Regions from separate parts of the Homo sapiens genome. Here all the other regions are linked to region 4. The links are chromatin contacts, found by Hi-C or POLR2A ChIA-PET in ENCODE. All regions are on one chromosome and are shown on one strand. The core of a region is the stretch at or near the end of the contact, and the rest is flanking DNA. Distances in the headings are between cores, read along the strand shown.

What was found. A loop is a pair of places that touch in the nucleus more often than their neighbours do. ChIA-PET counts read pairs that join two places held with the same protein, here RNA polymerase II (POLR2A). Pooled maps may share reads with other maps.
Region 1: a loop to region 4 is called in a map with no recorded cell type, with 15 times the contacts of the local background. The contact joins the promoter of ACTR3 here to the promoter of BUB1 in region 4. A Hi-C loop is called at or near these places in 2 of 37 single-sample maps with no recorded cell type and 8 of 50 pooled maps.
Region 2: a pooled map shows a loop between it and region 4 (5-fold over the local background). The contact joins the enhancer-like site here to the promoter of BUB1 in region 4. A Hi-C loop is called at or near these places in 2 of 50 pooled maps. POLR2A ChIA-PET finds 5 or more read pairs at or near these places in 2 of 52 experiments (GM10248 and T-cell).
Region 3: a loop to region 4 is called in a map of transverse colon, with 17 times the contacts of the local background. The contact joins the promoter of SLC35F5 here to the promoter of BUB1 in region 4. A Hi-C loop is called at or near these places in 1 of 168 maps with a recorded cell type or tissue (transverse colon), 1 of 37 single-sample maps with no recorded cell type and 6 of 50 pooled maps.

What each region holds. Positions count from the first base shown.
Region 1 is chr2:113,888,823-113,891,522 of GRCh38, reverse strand. It overlaps ACTR3 (actin related protein 3), which reads right to left and starts at 1,434. Exons shown (of 12, transcript NM_005721.5): 1 at 1,200-1,434. The coding sequence starts at 1,243. It overlaps ACTR3-AS1 (ACTR3 antisense RNA 1), which reads left to right and starts at 531. Exons shown (of 5, transcript NR_110174.1): 1 at 531-630. It overlaps LOC124906071 (a long non-coding RNA gene), which reads left to right and starts at 1,756. Exons shown (of 3, transcript XR_007087205.1): 1 at 1,756-2,700. RefSeq lists enhancers at 494-673, 724-773, 856-1,511, 1,544-1,633, 1,754-2,063 and silencers at 904-1,163, 1,404-1,463.
Region 2 is chr2:113,692,454-113,695,153 of GRCh38, reverse strand. All of the region lies in intron 1 of LINC02936 (long intergenic non-protein coding RNA 2936), which reads left to right. Among named protein-coding and RNA genes, the nearest start is that of LINC02936, 10 kb to the left of the region's middle. RefSeq lists enhancers at 1,054-1,183, 1,624-1,713. Within about 2 kb of position 1,438, at least 5 of the 41 ENCODE cell types and tissues checked have a DNase peak (open chromatin) inside an H3K27ac peak, as active enhancers do.
Region 3 is chr2:113,755,201-113,757,900 of GRCh38, reverse strand. SLC35F5 (solute carrier family 35 member F5) reads left to right here and starts at 1,259. Exons shown (of 16, transcript NM_025181.5): 1 at 1,259-1,531; 2 at 2,357-2,447; 3 at 2,595-2,700. The coding sequence starts at 1,492. RefSeq lists enhancers at 484-533, 714-893 and a silencer at 1,104-1,333.
Region 4 is chr2:110,676,713-110,679,412 of GRCh38, reverse strand. It overlaps BUB1 (BUB1 mitotic checkpoint serine/threonine kinase), which reads left to right and starts at 1,350. Exons shown (of 25, transcript NM_004336.5): 1 at 1,350-1,443. The coding sequence starts at 1,418. It overlaps LOC105373554 (a long non-coding RNA gene), which reads right to left and starts at 1,201. Exons shown (of 2, transcript XR_923189.4): 1 at 816-1,201. RefSeq lists enhancers at 331-420, 681-740, 253-1,173, 1,174-2,094 and a silencer at 1,251-1,650.

The DNA of each region.
Region 1 (2,700 bases), core at 185-2,684, 3.2 Mb before region 4:
AAACCACTTTCCTATATGTCATCCTGAAGCAGTGATTCTACATAAAAATAAGGGTAGTCTATTCTCTATGCAGTTATGAGTGTGGTACAACTCTCTAAAACGTCTATTAATACAAAATGAACGACCACACTTTAAAGCCACTCTACATTTTCGCAAACTACCCTACATATCTACGAGTAACTATTTGCAACTTAAACACCCTCCTATATACCTCTATACCTTCCTGCTTCCTTCAAGATACCATCACAGAATGAACGAATACAACTTAAATTAGTTTATTTTCCAGGGTGCTTCCTTTCCCCCACTCCATGAAACATAAGTACATTTTTTTAAGTCATATAAATGGACACCAAGCACCGGTAATTCAGTCTCTTTAAAACCTGCTTAAAAGTTCTAGTAAGATGTGCTCAGGTTGGAAACTAAAAACTACCTTATAAGGGTATAAAAGACTGAAAGCAGGAAGCGGCTTTGACAAAACTAAGGAAGTTGCAGCGCGCTTGCTCACTGGGGGACTTTTTTGAGGCTACAGAAGTAACACATGACATCTTTCTCCCTCGAATTAAAATGTGACTTGGTTCACCGGTTAAAACGCAGAGGGAGATGGAAATGACCAGGAGTCGAAAGGAGAAGGTGGGTGGTCAAATGAAAGCCCCACTGTAGGTTCCCATTTTCAGAGTCCGATTCTTCCCTTTCCCCACCCACACCCTGGGCAGAATGTTGTCACAGCGATCTTGTCAAACCTACCAGGAGCGCTTCTCTTTTCTAGCTCCCCTGCCAGGCCAGTCCCCGAGCTCGGCCCCTGGGTCCCCAAACCGACTGGCAAAAACGGGCGCGGAGGGAAAGGAAAGCCGGATGGGTCGGGCCCGGGGACCACCCCCAAGACGACCGTCCCCAGCGCCCTTTGGGCGGCGCTGCCCACCGTAGTGGGGGAAGGGCCGGGAGGGGTCGCGCGGAGAAAGCCGCTGGGAGGGTTGGGGGTTGAATCTCGGGCCCGCGCCCCCGCCCCAGTCCCAGGAGGGAGAAACGAGGGGACCCGCGAGGCCCTGGCTGCGGGCCCCACCCCTCGCTGGCCGGCGGGTCTAGGACTGACAGCCGGCGGCGGCACCTCGCCGCACCATTCATTTCCCGGCCTCCTCCCTCCCCCGCCATCTTCCTTCCTCCGCCTCAGTTTCCCCACCCCCGCCCGTAAGCCCCCTTACCCCGTGCCACAGTCCACCACACAGGCCGGCAGCCGTCCCGCCATCTTCCTCCTCGCCTGCTGCTGCTGCTGCCGCCGTCTGCTCCGTGCTGCTAGGGGCCAGAGATTGGCGGCGGGAGACAAGGGCTATCTGACCATCCACAGCTGGGCCGCCTTCACCGTCCGGGGGGTAGCCGGGAAGCCGAAGCAGTAGCAAGAAAGCAGCAGGCTCGGTCGGCGGCTATCACTTCCGCAACCCAGGCAGGCAGGCAGTCCCCGCCCTGCCCCGCCGCGGCCTCCTCCCCCTCTCTCTTCCCTCCTCCTCACTCCTGCCCCCACCCTACAACTTCTTCCCCTCACGCCGCCTTTCCCCGGGAAGCCAAGATGGCCGCCGGTGCCGACGCCCCGGCCAGGCCAGGCCCAGGCCCCCAGCGCTCCCCCTTCCGCTCCGAGCGGGAGGGGCTAGCGAGCATGCGCAATAAGGTACGTTCGCCTGCCTGGGCTCCGATCCTGAAGTTGGTGAAATCCACTGCGGGTTTTCCAGGAGTGTAGAGGCGGAGAAGTCTATCCGAGCTTCCAGTTCTGCTTCTGAAGCTGGAAGGGGCTTTTCGGTTGTAACCCTTGGGTTAGTTTCAGTTACTTCTTTGCTAGGTTGAGGAAAGGGTGGAAGCGCCTCCTGCAGCCACGAATATCCTCCAGTGCCTGAGAGAAAACGGCCTAATCGAAAACGTCCGCGGCATACATCCATTCTTAAAACTTGAGTGGCTGCTTTTCTGGGTGGAAAAGAGCGGTATCAGACAGGGTGAGCAGTCGGGGAACGGATGAACAAAGACTTGCACCGTGGCCCTGATGCCTTTGTTCCGAGTTCTATTCAGTTGTACTTGTGCGTTGTTACAGGACTTTAGAATGCAGCCCTGCCCCCCAACCCCCACCTCCCAGGGCCGACCTGTGCTCCTAGGAAGGCAAACCTCCCAGGAATATATTCTGCATAACTATACAAATAGGCCTTTATTCAAGGCTTTTGGATTATGACAAAGATTACCCTCAGGAGTAGTAAGATTCTACTAGCAGGATAATAGAAAGGATTAAGGCTCCCCTCCAAAGAAAATTTTTTTAAGTTAGAAACGGAGGCGAGCCGCAGTGGGTCATGCCTGTAATTTCAATGCTTTGGAAGGCCGAGGTGGGAGGATAGGATAGCTTGAGGCTAGGAGTTCGAGACCAGCCTGGGCAACATGGGGAGACCCCCCCCCATCCCTCCAAAAAAGAAAAGAAAACTGGAAAGCCTTAAAGAAACCTTTCAAACTTTAGTGTGTATCAGAATTACCTGAAAGGTTTGTTAAAACAGATTGCTGGGCCATACCCCCAGAATTCTCTGACTGGGCTATCGGAAATAATGCCTGAGAATGTGCATATCTAATAAGTTCCTAGTTCCACTTTAGGACCCTAGAAGGTTAGTATCTTTCCTCTCTACCAGGCTTATCTTAGGATGAACCGTTCGGGGTTTGCTGATGTGAAGCTAAAAC
Region 2 (2,700 bases), core at 189-2,688, 3.0 Mb before region 4:
CTCCCCTTTCCCTGCCCGCCCCTCCCTCCAGCCTCTGGTAACCATCATTCTACTCTCCACTTCTGTGAGTGTGACATTTTTAGAGTCCACACGTAAGTGAGGTCATGCAGAATTTTTGCTCTGTATATGCACATGTCTTATGTACAAGTAAAGAAGCTCTGCAAATTTTAAGACACCAAGGATGGGGCATTCCCACAGCGAGGCAGGCGCTGGGTGCAGGAGGTAAGTGAGGGAGTGTTGTTCCAGTCCAGATTTGATTCACTATTTCTGAAAACATGGAAATGCATTACCAAACAATTGGACAAATATACGTTAAAATTTAAAAAGAACCTTCTGCAGAAAAGAAAGGAGCAATGGGGATAAAACAGCCACACGGTCATGGGTGTTGCACGTATAATATTTTGTTCCAGTTGAAGCTCTGTGTTTTCTTAGCCAGTTTTCTCATGACTACTGATGTACTAAGTACAATCACACCGGAGCTGGCCGACGTTAGACTGTGGGCTGTGGCCACGGATGTCAAATAACAGCCCTGGCCTCGTCCACACAGTAAAGAGCAGACCTCACACGGGATGGTTTACCATCAAGGGGTCCAGACAGAAAGGCTGTTCTAGAACCCCTCTCACTTAAAGAGCACAAATCCGAATGAATACATTGTTTTATTGTTTTACCAGTAAGGTTCTTGACACTGATGACTTACCTTCCTATCCCCAGGAAACAGATGGTAAGTGTCCTTGAGGAGAATATCCCTTCACAGCAAATTCACATCTTTCCTTCAGCCTAGAGAGATCAGACAGAGATGAAGACCTCACCACTAAAGACCCACTCTCCTAGCTGTTTTGGAGAGGTCGCTCTTGTCTTTATAAACTTCTGAAGTTGTCTCTTGGCATATTTCCCTCCCCTCAAATCCTTATAAAAACAGGTGTGGCTAAAGCCTGTCTTTGCTGAAAGAACACTCTCTTCCTTAATAGAAAATTCTCTATTGAAAACTTATTTTCCCTGGCTGGGCTCAGTGGCTCACGCCTGTAATCTCATCACTTTGACAGGCCAAGGCGGGTGGATCACACAGTCAGGAGATCAAGACCAGCCTGGCCAACGTGGTGAAATCCTGTCTCTACTAAAAATACACAAATTAGCTGGGTGTGGTGGTGCATGCCTGTAATCCCAGCTACTTGGGAGGCTGAGGCAGGAGAATAGCTTGAACCAGGGAGTTGGAGGTTGCGGTGAGCCGAGATCGTGCCACTGCACTCCAGCCTGGCGACAAAGTGAGACTCCATCTCAAAAAAAAAAAAAAAAAAAGAAGAAAAGAAAGAAAGTCGTTTCCCTTTCTGGCTTCTGTGGTTAGCGGTGCAACAGTAGCAAAACTGGTCTCAGACATGTGAGTGGGAGGCAGGAAATCTGCAAAGTGACAATGGTCACCATGTGTACTCTTCACCCTTTCTGTGTGCTAGACCAGAGGCCCATGCTGGCATGCCATTCTGACATGCACTGTGAGGGAGCTGACATTCTCAGAACAAATGCCGCATGCGTGGAAGATGGAGGAGCCCCGTGCCAAATTCCTTCTGTTTTTATCCTCCTTCCAGTAGGAGCCCCAGATATCAACTCCACAAATTTGAAACTGTGCCAGACCAGAGTGTGTAGAGAAGTGTTTGGGGAACTGTGGGAGGGGGAGAAGATAATATTGGTATAATAAAATCAAATTCGGGGCTGGGCATAGTAGCTCACGCCTGTAATCCCAGCATTTTGGAAGGCCAAGGTGGGTGGATCACTTGAGGTCAGGGGTTCAAGACCAGCCTGACCAACATGGTGAAACCCTGTCTCTACAAAAAAATACAAAAATTAGCCAGGCGTAGTGGTGCCTACCTCTAGTCCCAGCTACTCTGGAGGCTAAGGTAGGAGAATGGCTTGAACCCAGGAGGTGGAGGTTGCAGTGAGCTGAGGTCATGCCACTGCACTCCAGCCTAGGTGACAGAGTGAAACCCTGTCTCAACAAACAAACACACACACAAAAAAAAAAGAAAAGAAAAAAGAAAAAATCAAACTTGAAAAAGAACTCCATTAAAAAGAAAAAAACTGATTTCATAACTATAATAAAAATACGCTATAAATATAGTAAAATGCCATGGAGTCTGTGTCTAACTCTGAAGAAAAAAAATTGTCATCTAAAAGACAGATTCTGGAACCAAACACCAGAAAAGTTCTCAAGAAATGAATGGCTTCTTTAGAAGACAAAGAATGAGTAAGTTCAGTTGTAACCAGAAGTGAAAGCAAAGTCATCTACAGCTATGCTTGGAGATGTTGGTCTTTTCATAGCATGGTCTTTTTGTGGCATGCAGCAGTGAGGGCAAAGAAACCACTAGGGAACTTTGAAGCCTTGGTTCGCTGCTGCTAGGGATTCCATTGTACAGATCTACTATGCACCAGTTAATGGATAGTTTACTTTATCTATGCACCAGTTAATGGATATTTGAATTATTTTCAGTTTTTACTTATTATGAATAATGTGGCTTCAAACACCCCCATGTACGCTTTTAGGTAGACATAAACCTTCAATTCTCTTCATAGATACTTAGGAGTGAAATTGATGGATCGTTTGTTAAGTACAGGTTTAACTTTTTAACACACTTTCAAACTATTTTCCAAATGACTATGTCATTTTAAAATCTTACCAACACATACTTGTCAATACTTGGTATTGTCAAT
Region 3 (2,700 bases), core at 10-2,509, 3.1 Mb before region 4:
GCTGATAGTTTGAAACTGATTCGATCAATTAAAAAATGTTCATTGGTATTGTTTTATTAGTTGCTAGAATATGCATTCAACTTCACTGAAACGAGACTTAAAAGGTAAGAGGTACACTACATCGCGACTATAGGAGTAAGAAAATTTAATTTCTTCACGCCATCTGACCAAGATGTTAAATTACTGAACCCTTTAGTCTTGTTTTTGTTTTGTAGATAGAAATCAAGATGCTGGACAAACCTTTCTCATGGAATAGTCAAAATATTTAAGGAACAAATCTATACAGTTTAATAACTGCCAACATTTGGCAGGGCTCATGCCTGTAATTCCAGCACTTCGGGAGGTCGAGGCGGGCGGATCACTTAAGACTAGGAGTACGAGACCAGCCTGGCCAACATGGCGAAACCCTGTCTCTACTAAAAAATATAAAAATTAGCCGGGCATTGGTGGCTTGCGCCTGTAGTCCCGGCTACACTGGAAGCTGAGGCTGGAGAATCGCTTGAGCCCGGGAAGCAGAGGTTGCAGTGAGCTGTGATTGTGCCACTGCACTGCAGCCTGGGTGGCAGAGAAAGACCCTGTCTCAAAACAAACGAACGAACAAAAAATTGCTGACGTCTGTGAGGTTCTTATTATGTGCCATGAATTGATCTACGTCCTTCACATATGTAAACTCATGCAATCCTAGCATACACACAAAAAACCAATGTGGCAGGTACTATCATTATCGTAGACAAGGAAACCGAGGACCAGAGAAGTTGAAGTAGCTTGGCCTAGGATGTAGGTTGTAACTCCTAGAGCTGAGATCTTGTTTATATACAAAAGGTTTCAAGAATCAAAAGTACTCTAAGCCACTTTGCGTTTCGGCTGTCATCGAGAAAGGGATATCCGAAGTTTCAGGTTCGCAGTTTGTGAAACGGAACGGCCAGCTTTCGTTCTAAGGCGGGCGGAGGTTTAGCCACTCCCTCGTCCTTTGCTCTGCCCCAGACACCCACGCTCGCTTTCCTCTTCTTCCTCCACCTCGCCCTACTTCCCTTCTTCCTATCTTCTCTCTTCTTTCGCCTCGCCGCCGCGAGCCCTCGCTCGGCGACCAGAGCCTCGCATTACTTCCCCTAGCTCCGCCAAGCCTCGCTGCATACGCGACCGCGCGCAGTCCGCCGTCGCGCCCCTATGACGTCACCCGCGCGCCACCGCTTCCGGGCTGGGGACTGGGGGCGGGGCCGCGCGGAGGGCAAGCCGGGGGCGGGGCCGGGGCCAGAGCAGATCTCCGGGCCTCCGCGGCCATAGCTGACTGTGCCGTCCCTTCCCCTCACCCGCTCCACGCCCTCCTGGGCCGAGTGGAGTTGGGTGGTGTCGGGAGCCTCTCCCTGAGGGGCACCGCGTCTTCAGGAGCTGGGCCTCCAGTGCGGCGCGATGTCAGGCGCGGTGACAGCTCTGTGAGTCCGAGGCCGCGGCCGTGGCGCTGGGCGGCTGCGGGGCCTGACCGGTCCGCTCATGGTGCCGCCACGACGCCATCGCGGGGCAGGAAGGCCAGGTAGGCAGGCAGGGAAGGGCCCCGACATCACCGGAGCCCAAACCGGGACGGAGTGCCCACCAGCAGCACCACCTCCTGCCCTCGGTGGCAGCAGGAGCGCCTTGACCGAAACCGTGAAGGTCTCTAGGGGCGGAGGGAGCGGGAGCTGACAGGGGCGCCGGAGCCCTGCGCCCACCGCTGGCAATTGAGGAAGCCGTGCGTGCGCCCTCGCCTCGGCTCCCCGGGGAGGCGTCGCTGCCTTAACTGTCTTCCCCGCTCCAAAACAGAAGGATGATTTCTTTTCCCAGCTGTTTCTTTTAAAATGACTGGATGTTTTGATAGAGGTGGGTGGAGGAGCATGGAGAATCCTTTTCTTTTACCACTTGAAGAGATTGGAAAGGTGCCTTCAAGACCCACAGCAAATCACTTACTCTCCGATAACCAAATTCCACTCCAGCAGATCAGGGACAGAAAAGACACTTTTAGAAACAGTGTCTAGACGCTGTCCCCAGGGATGGATTCCTCTGGATGGAGAGGTGAATGGAGTTCCGTATTTGTGAAACTCAGAGAAGCTATTTTCTGGTAGTTAACTGTTCTTAAATGTGCCGTATGTTGTATATTACTCCCCCTCCCTGCCCGCCCCGTATCGCGTATCTCTCTAAGTATAATCTGAAGCGTGCAGTGGATACCATGAAAGTACTGAGAAAGGTGGCAAGTATGTTTAACACATTTTGGTCCTTTTCATTGATTTGCTTTGAGTTTGAAGATGAAGAGTAAAAAACGATGTGATGAATCTTACCTTGAGTTATTCACGTTTTCATAGCATAATTTCATGGTTGTTTTTAGGGGTGCTGAGTTCTTCACCTCCTTTTAGACTGAGATCTGCCAAGTTTTCCGGCATTGCTCTTGAGGATCTCAGAAGGGCTCTTAAGACAAGGTAGATTCCACGTTTATCCTCTATGTAACTTTCACACTGAACATTAGCTAACAAAAGTCAAATGTTTCTGTTATACTAATGTTCTCATTTTTAATGGTTGTTTTTCTAAAATCATCTCTAATGTGATCTGTATTTTCTAAAAAACAGACTGCAAATGGTGTGTGTATTTGTCATGAACCGAATGAATTCCCAGAACAGTGGTTTCACTCAGCGCAGGCGAATGGCTCTTGGGATTGTTATTCTTCTGCTTGTT
Region 4 (2,700 bases), core at 101-2,600:
TTCTTTCTAACTTTTTGCTGTCTCACTTTTCTCCTGTCTTATAAACTAGGGAAAAGGGGAGGTGGTGGAGAAGAAGCTGGGAGGGACAACAGGAGAAGTGGTGGTCTCATTCCATAGTATAAGCACATTTTTTCCAATAAGTCAACCTTAGCTTACTGTAACTTTTTCACTTTATAAACTTAGTATTTTAACTTTTCAAAAAACAAACAAACAAAAAACAAAAGAAACATCAGCCTATTACATATTTCCTCTTTAGACATCTGGACTCCTCTACAAAGAGGTGTCTATTTTTGATTTTATGGTGTCTAAGAACTTGGTCTCCCAGAGTGCCCTGTCCCCCAAAAGATGTTCAAAGCTGGCATTCTATAATCTACCCAAACTCTTCTGCTTTTGTGTTAATTACAGCTGGCTGCAGAGAGAGTCCAGTCCCGTGAGCCCCATCTTCCGCTTGAAGCTGTTTGACAGGTCCCCTGTGTGGCTCAGGGCCCAGCCTTTCAGATCAGTTCAATAAAACCCAGGGGTCTACTCCAAGGACACTAACCCATCACTTTCCAGTGCCTCGTATAATTACGCAGCCGACCCTAGAACGCCCTCCCCGCCTCCACGTCCCCTCTACATGAAGGCGCTAAGCCCAAAACTCCTCAGGTTTTTCCACAGGCCGTCGTCACTCCCTCTTTGCCACGGCGTTTGAGATTCTGGGCTAAGACTATTGGTTTCAGCATCTGGGATGTTTTCTCACAGCCGAGGACGCTGAATAGAAAACTGCCAGAAAGCGGGAGGGGTCCCCGGCAGCAGGTCCCGTTTTTTCTCCCCACCTGCCTCCCGGGTGCTGCGGCTTCCGCCACGACAGTCTCGACCCTGCACACGGATTTTTTTCCTCCGTTCCATGAACCAAACATAATGATTCTGGTTTACATATTTAAGCGAAGGGGAGAAGAAACGCGACTCTCAGGACCCAAGGGCTGAGGCAGGGTTTTTCTGTCTCAAAGACCTCCAGTTAAGACATTTTTCTCCTGCAAAGCCTTTCCTACAATGATGGCTTAATCGTGTAATTATGTAAACCAGTCACAACCTGGATAGCTAAAACAAAAAAACCAATTCCCTACGCCCGAGCCAAGCCTGCTCCCCCTCGCCGTGCCGCATCCCAAACACCCCGCGCTCGCTCAGCCAACGGCCAGGTTTCGGTTCAACCGAAAACCACGGGAAGTGGGAGGAGCTACTGGCTCAAGGGAGGGAGGTGGGACTTGACCTCCGAGCAACGGCCCCGGTGATTGGCCAACCTTCTGCCGCCGCCACCAATGGGCAGGCGCCCTGAAACGTTCGGCGAGCCGACTGCGGCTGCGCGGGGTATTCGAATCGGCGGCGGCTTCTAGTTTGCGGTTCAGGTTTGGCCGCTGCCGGCCAGCGTCCTCTGGCCATGGACACCCCGGAAAATGTCCTTCAGTAAGTGTCCGTCTGGTGGGGTGGGGAAGCCCAGGGGGCTGGGGCGCCTGGGGTTCGGGCCCGGCCCGCCCCAGACCTGCCTTCTTTTGCCCCCTTCGCCCCCTTCCTGGGTTTGGAATGTGTCCCACCCAGCAAGGCCGTGGGCTGCTTGAGAGCCGGGGAGGGCTCCGGCACCTTGGGTTCCGCTGAGGCCCGGCGCTTGTCCGCCCATCTGCGCCGCGGTGGCCGTTTGGAGCAATCTGGATAATTCGTTAGGCCCTCAGAGCTCTCGTTTATTCTTTGTAAGGAATCCCCTCCTGACAGTTCAACCTAACAAAAATCCTGAACCTTGTGTTTAGATTTTGTGATACGTTTTCAAAGTCACGTATTTAACAATTCGACTACAGTAGGGAACGAATTTAAAGTTGCTCTCCTATCCATAATCTCACTGCTATTTTTTAAAAGTCTTTGAATACAGGGTACTTTAAGAAAAAAAAATTGAAAAAAAATAGCTTTGCTCATTATTGAGTGATGTGTGCCAACCTGCTAACATCACTCACTTTTTACTTAAAGTTCCCACGCCTTTGTTTTATGACTTAGATGATTTACCCAGACTGTTACTTAAAGGCATTTAAAACAATTAAGTCATAGGTTCAGGAAGTAAAACTGGTCCGTTTTATCAGTTCTTTGCGATCAGAAGACCGAGATTGTTAAATGCAGTCAAAACAAAAATCCATTTGCTCTAAGACTTTTTCTGTAACCTTCAACCTAGCCAGCAAATTATTTTCTTTCAGAAGTCCCCCGCCCCTTTTTTAAAGGTAAAGCAGATATTCCTGGTCCTGTTTTGACTTACTAAAGATTAATGTGCTTTAATGAACTGGATGTTTTACTATTACAGTGCATTTAGGTCATTTTACTAGAGAAATGTGGTTGGTGTTAGAATATGAAATGTTTACCTTGGGCGAGCCTACTAGACATATTTTGGAAGAAAGGTTCTGAAATAGGGATTTGTCCCTCTGCTATAAGACATGAGAGACATTCAAACTTCAGAATTATTATTTTTTTTAGTTTTAAAAATAAGCAATGCGTTTATATGACTAAAAGAAGATTTAGAACAGTATTTACCGAGAACTCCTGTACCTGACTACTGTCCCACTCTGTCACATGTAACCGTTTTTCTAGTTTCTTTTTGGAAATATAAATATTTACATTATTATAATATATTAAATGTCTGCACGTTTGTATACATTTTTTGCCTTTACCACACATAAAATATAA